2 separate regions of the Homo sapiens genome follow, and region 1 is linked to region 2. Evidence: chromatin loops called from intact Hi-C (ENCODE). Cell type or tissue: endothelial cell of umbilical vein. All regions are shown on one strand. Links, peaks and the distances in the headings refer to the core of each region. The heading gives the core; the rest is flanking DNA.

Region 1 (5,377 bases), core at 237-5,236, 170 kb before region 2:
TACTTTCTGATAGACAACAGAAATGAGAATGCAGAAATGGGATGGAAAAGAGGGAGTGAGTCTGTTTTATTTTGTTTCCATATTTCTCCTAAGCTTACTGGAGTGGCAAATGGTAGGATAAGTGGTCAGCTATACTGCCCCATGAGATTCAAGGAGCCTTTGGGGAGGAAGGACCTTGCTCAGAAGATAGGCTGGGGAGGATGGTTAATTTTGGAGATTTTTGTTGTTGCTTCATGTTTTCTTTTGATTTCCCTCATCTTTGATGCTGACTCTGATGTTGGCTTTCCCTATATAATATTTGGACGAGAACAAATTTTGCCTACTCTCTGGCCTGTGCAAGTGACACATACAGAGCCATTGTCTGACTTGTGACTTGGCCCAGAAAGGGCTGATTGTCATGCAGTTGGGAGGGCTTTTAGACTGGGTAAAAAATTCTCCCATTTGTTTAAAATAACATGACTAAGATTGAACTCAGAAGACACTGTGCATGCATTTCTTTTCAAATTAGTGTTAAGAAATAAAAGTTTATACTGCGACCTGGTATATAAAATTATAGACCAGTCTAGGGCTCCATTTTGAAATATTAGAAAATAATACATCTTTGTATAAGAATACCTCTAATAGTATTTAGACATTTTTCCCTTCTAAATCTATCTTTCCCTTTAAATAATGAATATCATTAGAGGTATTCTTATGCAAGGATGTACAGGAAGCATTTAGAAATATGAATCTGAAGCTTGGTAGAAACTGGAAATGCATTTTCCATAGTCATAGGAACTTGAAGCCATTGGGATTGATGAGGCTGCATGAGGAATGGGTATGGAATGAATGAAGGAGAGTTATCCTTTTTACCATTGTGACCTAACTTTGTGTCCCTTGCCTGGACACAGACAAAGGTTCTCTTGCTAAGCTCCCCTGGGTCCCTGAAGCAGCAGAAGAGCAGATTCAGAACCGTTTCAGTGGCCACTGCATGGGTTGTCTCCGCCACTGGCTCCTCATCTTTCTCTTTCCTAGATCACTTTTTGTGTTCCTCTTCCTTGCCTAGCCACCCTAGGAGTGTTTGCTTCTCAGGGTTCCCTTTTAGACACTTTTCTCCACTCGTTCTGTACCCATTCCCTGAGTGTCCTCATTGACACTATTAACTTCGTGTTCCCATGACCACTGAAAATGCATCTTCAGTCTCTTCTGAACTTCAGACTGGTATTTCTAGGTTGCTTCCTGGGTGTCTGCACCTGAATATGTCCCATGGGTACTTCAAACTCATGGCCAACACAGCGTTAGGGATTCCCCACCTCTACTTCAACCAAACTTCTCTGCCCAAACATGAACCTCCTCCAGTTTTACCAGTTTTGAGTGCCCTACAGTTCACCCAGGTGACCAAACCAGAAACCTGAGACTCACCTTCTCTGCCTTACTTCTGACATCTAATTATTCCACTGTACTGTTGTCTGTACCTCTATTCTATGTCTCACATTCACTCCCTCAAATCTTTTAGTGCTGATTTAGCTTAGTATACTCTCTCAGTGTTTATCTTCTGACTTATAACGTAAAAACAATTTCCTAACTGGTTTTATGTCTCTAACTGCACTCCCTTCTAAATCTATCTTCCCCTGTAAGTAAAGCAATCTTCCTAAACTGTAAACCAATGCATGGCACACCCTTGCTTAAAATACTTCAGTGTCTCCCTGTTATTTGCAGGATGAAGTTCAGACTTGGTGGCACACTGACAAGGCCCTTCAGCATCTGCTCTGCCCAACTGCCTTCCACCCACACACCTGTGGCTGAGCTCCAGCGATGCCAAATTGCTTCACTCTATACTTTCTCATCTCGGTGTCTTTGCACCTGCTGTTCCTTCTGGTTGGAATGTTATCTTCTTCTGCATTTGCTTGACTAAATTCTACTCATTCTTTAAGTCTACTCAAACGCTGTCTCCTCTGGGAGCCCTTCCTGACTGCTCTTGAAAGTCAAGTATTTAATCTTTGGCTCCTCTTTGGTTTCCTTTTCATACTTTAATTATATTATTTATCACACTGCTGTAATTATTTGTTTTTATGATGCCTCCAGTATACCGTGAGCACCCTAGTTTAGCATAGTTCATGAAACATAATAATGCTTAGGATATTTTAATTGATAAGTGAAGATTACATTTGCATAGTGGTTTTACCTGTGTAGGACATTTTCACCTCTTATTACATTTTGTCCTGACGACATCCCTGTGTTGTAGATACTTTGTTTTTTTCTGACAGATGAGGAAGTTGAGTCATAGGAGGAAATTGAATCATAGAGATGATAGATATTTGCCTACAGCCTCACAACTAACTTAGTAGCAGAGCTAGGAATAGACTCCCAAGTTTTCCTGCTCCTTGTATAGTCAGGCCCAGAATTAGAAATGAGATTCTCCTTTTTAATCAGACACTGCCTTGGTCTTTTAACTATTCCATTAAGTTCACTAATTGTGTGTAAATGTGTGTGTGTGTGTGTGTGTGTGTATTTGTGGAACTCATAGTGACAGGTGAGGAATCCATAGCTTTATTGATTCTTAGGATTGCAAATTAGGTCACCTGTTATTTTACAGATGAGAAAATTCTGTACCTGAGAAGTTCACACTTGCTATTAGTAGCAGAACCCATGTCTCCTTTCAGTCACATGTTCTCTTTCATACTGCATTTTGGGCAGTCATCAATTCCATAGGACAGACTTTTTTTTTCTTTTCTTTTCTTTTCTTTTTATTTTAAGATGGAGTCTCTCTGTCGCCCAGGCTGGAGTGCAGTGGCACCATCTCGGCTCACTGCAACCTCCACCTCCTGGGTTCAAGCTGTTCTCCTGCCTCAGCCTCCAGAGTAGCTGAGATTAAGGTGCACGCAATAGGACAGACTTTCTGTGTTGAATTGCAAGGGTTGTTAGTAGGATTTGTTGAGACATTAGGCAAGTTAAATCTTGAGAAGAGCCCATCCTCTGAGCAGAAAGAATGCCATTCCTGAGAACATTCTCAATGAAAGGTCCATGAAAGAGATAGGACCCAGAAGAGAAAGAATTAAATGATAATATTCTTTCAGGGATTATCCCATTCTTCCAGATTGCATTACTTCTTTTCCAGTGAGCTTCATAGGTTCTTCGGTATGTATCATTTTGAACTAAAATGAAGGCATCTAATTAGGCTGAAGGATGAGAACTTCCTATTGCAAAGAAAGGTACGTTTCTATTGCAAAGAAAGGTATGCTTGTGATCAGAAGTGTTTGTGATGTCATGGGGCAGAGTATAAAGCATGTGGGGCCTTGAGAGGACGGTATCCCTAATTACCTGGATAGAGACATGGAACTAATGTTAGTAGTAACGCTGTTCCTCTGGCTGGATTATTCCTCTCTGTACACATAGGTATGCATATAATAGAGATAATATAAATTTATAACCACATATATGTACGTATATGTGGAAAAGGGAATATATTTCATATGGACCAAAGAAAAACATTTTGCCAAACTGTCATTATTGATTAAATAATTCAGCATGAAGCCAGCAGGCAGATATCCACAAAACTTAACACTACACTTGCTTTTGAAAAACAAAAAAAGGTTTTAAATGTAATCGCTCGAAGGATGTTTTTTAATATTAACCCACACCAACCTGCTTCCTTTGGCTTGAGAATAATACACTTTAAAAAAATCTGTTGTGCCTTGAAAAGAAGAGTAAAACTTGCTATCTTCTAACTCCATTTAACACTACATTTGATTCCTTTTTATATAACGATAACTTGATCCTACTCAAAATACTTGGCACCTTTAGTGACAGAGTGGCATGTAAGAACACTTTAACAGATTTGAATGTGAGTAAACTCCAGTAGTTCTGAAATGAAGAGGTAGAGTTTTCAGTTCCTTATTCAGAGTTCACAGAAGATAAGAATACTGGGATTAACACAATAGACTCCCCTTCATTACACCTGGCTGAATAAAGCAATTATCTGTCTATCAAGACTAGCAACTTGTGCAACAGCATTAAGAAAGAGTGGATGGATAGGTGGATAAACGCTATTCCATTGGAAAGCGGTGCTGATATATGAGGTAATCCTTTGAGTTTAACTTGTAAAAACAGTTTTATTTTGGAGTTTATATCATGTTACTCTTGCAGCTTAGAGAGAAATGATTTTTCAAAATATTGTTGACTGCATTTTTCAGTTCTTTACCCATCTGAATTTTATTAGGGGGGTTATTTCAAAGACGTCTCTTGTTTAATCATGTTTAAACAATCTGTTTAAGACCTGTTGTGTAGATATAAACACAATAGTCCTTTAATGTCGTAAAACAGACTTCTGACAGACATAGCACGTAACAGACATGCATCCATTATTGCTTAAGCTGCTGTTCCTTCCATGCCTGACCTGAGAGGGTAACCACAGAGCTCAGCTGAAAGCGTTCACTGGTTAGAAGACACTGACATGTGCCTATGCACTGTATTAATGTCTAGCAAGCAGAGAATTGCAGAGCAGCATACAATTGAAAAGGTCTTAGACTAGATTAAAACTAAGTACCTTAAATCTGTTTTAATGGCTGTGTTTACATCTCCTTCTTCTTCATTCCTTTAAAAAAAGTAATCAGGTTTTGCAGGCGTTAAGAAAACCACCTCTTCTTGCCAGCTGGACTAGGTCCAGTTTAAGCAAGAAATTCTCCGCCTCCTTTTTTCTGTCTTTTTCTTTTTTCTTCCTCTGTGATCTTCTCTGCCATTCAGCACAGCAAGACCAGGCTGTGGGAGTTGGCTGACTTTTTCTTTGGTTATTACTTTTTAACATTTTCTTCCTGTTACAGAAATGAGAAAATTGAGAATGATGTTCTGCTGCTGCAGCAGTGAATGTCAAGAGAGGAGCCCTTTGCCTTTTTAATTACATCTGTGTAGTGTTTCTTTTTGCTTAAAACACTCTGTCTCTCTGTTTCTCTGTCTCTGTCTCTGTCTCACTCTCTGTCTCACATAAAATATGCACAAAACCTTAATAATGAAAGAGAAATAGAAAGGATCGCATGCTAAGGAAATTGAGCCAGGATCCAGGAATTGCGTGACAGTCTGTTTGTAGGCTAGTTGTCACTGCACTCTTTGAAGAATAATGCCATCCATGTTTAGCTGGATTGGCAAATAAACAGTGATGCTTTTTGTTCAACTACGAAAACTGCTATTTCCATTGCTAAAAATGTTACCGCTAAAAAAATCTTTGCATCTCTCAGTGGGGTCTCTATAAGTGCTCGAAACACAAAGAACTGTGGTATGTGTGAACATGTTACAGAAAAAGAAGGCAAAGAAAATGTTTTTGGAACTAAAACACTCAAGTTTTACTAAGTTTTGGAAGTAAAGTGTAGACATAGAGAAAGAGTTTTTTTGTTCATTTCCCATA
Region 2 (5,377 bases), core at 182-5,181:
GGAGGATGTGACACATGCAGGCATGCCCAGCCGCCAGGCAGCACCTGCTTAGGGACACAGCTGCAGCCAGGACAAGGGGCATTCTTGGCTGCTGCCTCATGGCCACCGTAGCAGCTGCCTGGGTGTTTTCCCGCATTTTGGGTGTGATGCTGATGTTGGGAAGTCCTAGTGGGGAAGAGCCACCCAGGGCCTCCTGTGCTCCTTGGTCAGCCAGGCTCTGTTCTGTCACCATCACCAAGCCTCGACACACATCAGGCTTGGCTTCAGGGAGCCTCACTCAGTAACCTGTTTTGGCAATTGGTCCAAGAGGCAGAGCAAATTTTAGAGCCAGGGCTCAAAGTCAAATTTATTTCAATCTATGAAAGTGTATATGAGGATAAAAAGAAGAGATGTAGGTGGGGAGCAAAGGCAAGGGAGAGGAAGGGAGGAGAGACGAGGAAGTACTCACGTGGACAAGGGCCCACCCCAACTGAAGCAACTTCCTTTCTCATCATACAGATTAGAGGGGAACAAGTTTTGGCTGCATTAGAAAGAGAAAAAAAAGGAAAAGTAGAAGAAGAATTTTTTTTAAAAGGTAAAGAAAGCAGGCCAAGAAATTACTTAAAGGCTTTCTGAAGGCCTCATAGCTCATACTACTTGTTCCAAGTTATATAAGACACAGGGGAAGAGTTACAGGAAACATATGACAACTAAGCAGAATTCCACTCTATAATAACATTTTTTTCTCATATAACTTCTTTAATCCAAGGATCTTAAAACACTTCACAAATTTGCAACAATTAAACCTCATGGCATAGCTGTGGGAAAGAGTGTTGTTTTGCTCATTTTATGTGTAAGTGAGCTACAGCCCAGAGCGTTTGAAAGAAAATGTTTCCAGAGCCCGCCAATGAAAGTGGCCTGGGTCTGGGTCTCACAGAAAGCCTGGGCTCCACTGCGTACATCCAGGGAACTTCTGCTTCAGGGGAAGCTCTGCTTCCAGGAAGCCTCTCCCAGCGGCCTGCACCTCAACAGGCAGACAGCAGATGGTAGAAAACGGTCAGCTGGGAGAAGGAAAGGCTCTGCTGGCTTACAACAAATAAATAAGCAAATGAACAAATAAAGAAATAATAAAAATATATAATAAAATATAATGTATAATAAACATTTTTAAATAAAAATATAAAAGTTATAGTTCACTAAAATTTTATTCTTCTTTGCCTCATTTTGTTCTCCTTTTGCTGTTATATGTATGTGAAAAAGCAGCCATTCAGAATTTTTTTTCCCATAATGAGAAGGAAACTGGGAGCTGTCTTTTTCCGGGGTGGTGAGACCATGGGCCTGTGTGCTTGCATGTGAGAGGACAGGGGAAGTGAGGAAAGGGGAGAAAAGCCTGTGGAGAAGAGGACAGTTGCCTTCTTCATCTCAGTTGAAAGAGCCCTGGAAAATATTGATCTCACTTTTCCCTCAGAATGGTAGAAAGTATGAGAACTCTGTTGTGGCCTCAGGAACCAGGTCTGGCAGGTGGTACAACGTGCCAGGCTGGCAGCTGCGATGGGGAGAGTGGATAGTTTGACCCCAGCACAGCCAGGGACAGCAGAGCAGCCCACCTGCCCTACCACCTCCATCTGTTACTTGGACAGTTGATACCAGCACACAGGAAAGGCTGAGAGGAGAAACAGGGCCTCTCTCCTCAGCAAGCTTTTCCTTCAAGTTGAGATTTTCCTTCCCAAGTTATGCTTTCCACAACTAAGGATGCCTTGACCCTTCCTGAGGGTCTTGGGCTAGAAGGAGATAAAGGGCCTAAGGGGTCGGAGGTGCTGTGTCCTATTTTCCTCAATGCCTGAAACTCACTTGATGTCTTTGCCCCTCAGTTTCTGCATTTGAAAGACAGGAATAAAGATATTCACCTCTAAATTCTCAAGGATATTAGAAAGTCTTTTCTTTTTCTTTCTTTCTTTCTTTCTCTTTCTTTTCTTTCTTCTTTCTTTCTTTTTCTTTCTTCTTTCTCTTCCTTCCTTCCTTCTTTCTTTCATCTTTCTTTCCCTCCCACCCTCTCTCTTCTTTCTTTCTTTCCTTCTCTTTCTCTCTTTCTTTTCCTCTTTCTTTCCTTCCTTCCTTTCTTCCTTTGAGACAGAGTGTTGCTCTGTTGCCCAGGCTGCAGTGCAATGCCATGATCTCGGCTCACTGCAACCTCTGCCTCCCGGGTTCAAGCAATTCTCCTGCCTCAGCCTCCCAAGTAGCTGAGATTACATCTGCCTGCCACCACACCCGGTGAATTTTTTTTGTATTTTTAGTAGAGTCGGGGTTTCACCATATTGGTCAGGCTCGTCTCGAACTCCTGACCTCAGGTAATCAGCCCACCTTGGCCTCCCAAAGTGCTGGGATTGCAGGTGTGAGTCTATGCTACATTCATAAAAGACGTTCATCTTCTTCGGCCCAAAGAGCTGAAGCTAGTGAACCTCAACGATGGTGATACCAACAATTCCTTGCTACAATCTAACAGTTTGCAAAGTGCTTCCCAGAATCTGCTCCCATTAACCCGGGTTGAGGCAAAGCTTCACAGATATTTAACAGTCTCATGGTAGCACTCCATTTGTTTTAACTCAAAGATCTATCGAAGGATGTCATTGATTTTTATTGAGCTTCTCCCCCAAACTCTTAGGGGTAATTCTAAACTATCACTAGCAGAAACTGATCATGGCTGGACTCCACTGGCCAGGATAGCCAGTTCTGGTAGTCAGAACTCGCACATGAAATTGTAATGAATCTACTTCGTTTGAGTATTTCAGATGGGTTGTCAACATCAATAAAATTGCATAGATAGTTCTACCTACCTGGCAGCCCAGTTCACCTGGGCCTCTCAGAGGGTGTGTTAGGGTCTCGGATCTTGTCATTGTGAATCTGGGCAATGCTTCTCCTTTCTTCTCCATTCCTCTCCTCATCACCCCCTCCTCCGGTTTTCTAAATGCCCAAAATATAAAGAGCAATGGAACCATACAAGAGAGCTTAATTTTGAAAGGAGGTGAGCTGCATAAACAGGGATCTTTGTGTAGTTCTGGAGAATATTAATAGTCTGATCAAGTTTGTTGTAAATATATTTCCCTTATCTCCTCTAACTTGGGGACTGTACAGAGGGAGAGTCAGGGAGAGGGAGGGGGCCTTCTGGATTTTTGCCCAGGGTTACTCAGCAGGGACATGGTTTTCCTAAAGTTCCAGAAGGGAGGGGAGGCCACTGCAAGCTCCACCATGTGTCCCAGTATATCATGTTGACTCATGACTAGATCTTGAGAAAAACTCACAGAAGTCAGGAAATTCCTGGCAAATGCTCTCATCTCACCCTCTGCTAACCTTGCAGGGAGAGCATAGGTAGGGTCAGATCGGAGGATGTTTTTAAAAGGAAAAATCAAAGCATGTCTGTAGCTTCTGCATGCCTGTAGTGGGACAAAGAGTCCTAACAGGCCTGGCTGAAGATGCAGAAGCAGCTTCAAGCCCCAGTGACCAGGGACAGCCAGCACTGGTATGTTTCTTCGTTCTAGATTTTTATTTCTGCAAAAGATTTTCCCCCTCTCCTTGGCGTTGTTTCCCCATGGGGAGTAGCATCTTTCTTTTTGAGCAAAGCCAAATGACCAAGGCACCACCCCCACCCCCTTCAATGGACAGGGCCAAATTTAGAGTTGGGGTTGCTCATTTAAGCTTTGTATGTAATTGAGCCTGGCACAAAGGGTTATCATTAGAAGGAATGGCATGAAATGAAGGAATGGAAAAGCTCAGACCCAAATTAGAAAAGATGTCCTGAGGGAGAGACACAGTGGCAAGGCTGGGAGCTCTGGTCTCAGAGGAATTCTTAGGAGAAAGGACTGGGCATTAAAAGTGCCTGGATGGGACAACTAGGGAACTGAATATGGCCCTGCCATCTCTTGGGATTATTTGCTTCTAAGTGCAAGGGCATGGTGGTAAGAGGTGGCAACAGACACCAGAGGCATCAATTGTTAAGAGCCAGCGTCTGCTCCCAGGGCACCATGGAATGCTGAAATAGGATTATCCTCTTACCAGATGTTTACCAAGTGTGTCCAGGGCTGGGCAGTGTTACTTTATTCCCCAAGCAAATGGAAGGTGCTAGAGGACTCAGCCAGTTCCGCTGACTTACTGAACATCCTTGTCGGAAACCTTGCTGCCTATTGCTTTGGGGAATGGAGCCATCACCTCCCTCCTCTCCAGATGGGGTGTCCTACTGCTTGGTTGCTCAGTGTGGGTTGGGGACTTGGCAAGGGAACACCATGGAACAAACCAAGGAGGCTTTTTCTCTGAGGTGCCTGTCCCGGCTGACACATCTGTCACCCTTGGCTCCCCCCGGAAGTCCTGGAGCTTGATGGTGTGAAGAGGGCCCAAGTGAACTCCATACGGCTGGGCGCAGCTTGCCCGTTCACCCTGCAGGATCAGTCCTCCTGCCTGCCTATCCTAGCTGTCCCCCCGTCCTCCTGGTTGACTCACGTGGGAGCTGGCAGCAGGGGGCTGCAGTCGTTCCCTCCGCTCCTCGCCAGACTGTCTCTGCTCCCCACATTAATGGTGGTGTCCTAGCTCCATGTGACCCCGGCTTCTAATATTCTTGGGTTAGTTCAGACTATACAGCTGGCCCAACTCTAGGCTTCCTAGCCTTGTTAAAGCCAAAATGCTGTCTTTTACTACCCTGCTCTTTCCATCAAGTTCTTCAAGCAACCCGAGTTTTAGAAGCTAGATGACTCTTTTGGTGAGCTCTTCCTCTGGGGGTAGGGAGCCTGGGTTTCAGTAGGGCCTGGACTGGGCTACATCATTGTTATTTTTTTTTAATGGTAGTTTTAGAAAAGAAGGTTCAAAGGTGAGTGACCCTCCAGGAGGAAGGATTAAGTGGGTTGACTTGGGAGCCATTCAACCCAGGAGGCATTGCTAAGGAACATAATCTATTTTGCATTTCGTTTCATGAGCCAAAGTCAGTTATGGCATAGGAATAGCTTTCTCATGCTGTCTCTCCCTTTCTCCATTCTACAAAAATATTCATGCCAAATAATATGCAAGTTGTATAAACATCCCTTCAAAAAGCACATAAAGATATTATATATAGTCACATATGTCTCCTTCCAAATGGGTGTGTTCCTAGAGATGCATAGAGATATCTTTCACACCCTATATGTAAAAAACAGCCAATTTAAGAATTGGCAGAACAGCCTTGCCTAAGTGAGTAGAAAACTTTGGCTCAGGGCTCTCCAAACAATCCCATAAAACCCATGCTTGCTTTTATTGAATGGTGATGCATGAAAGACCAAGGGTGGCCAACTTGAATGAGGGCAGGAGCCAGCGTTCACAGGATTGTCATAAAGGGTGGCAGGAAAGTTTCTTTTTGCTGAAATTCAATCTATTCCTA

What was found. Peaks named below come from ENCODE experiments on the same cell type or tissue, not always from the same donor. Only the 100,000 strongest peaks of a DNase experiment are listed, where the experiment ranks them.
Region 1: it touches region 2 in a loop (4-fold over the local background); 1 of 110 quality-filtered maps calls a loop at or near these places.

The regions. Positions count from the first base shown.
Region 1 is chr6:45,476,175-45,481,551 of GRCh38, forward strand. The region is part of intron 5 of RUNX2 (RUNX family transcription factor 2); the gene reads left to right. Among named protein-coding and RNA genes, the nearest start is that of RUNX2-AS1, 98 kb to the right of the region's middle. In endothelial cell of umbilical vein, for the core only: no CTCF peak of the experiment used is centred there; DNase peaks (open chromatin) are centred at 2,267 and 4,487; H3K27ac peaks cover 806 bases.
Region 2 is chr6:45,647,483-45,652,859 of GRCh38, forward strand. No RefSeq gene overlaps it. Among named protein-coding and RNA genes, the nearest start is that of RUNX2-AS1, 73 kb to the left of the region's middle. In endothelial cell of umbilical vein, for the core only: no CTCF peak of the experiment used is centred there; a DNase peak (open chromatin) is centred at 3,279; H3K27ac peaks cover 560 bases.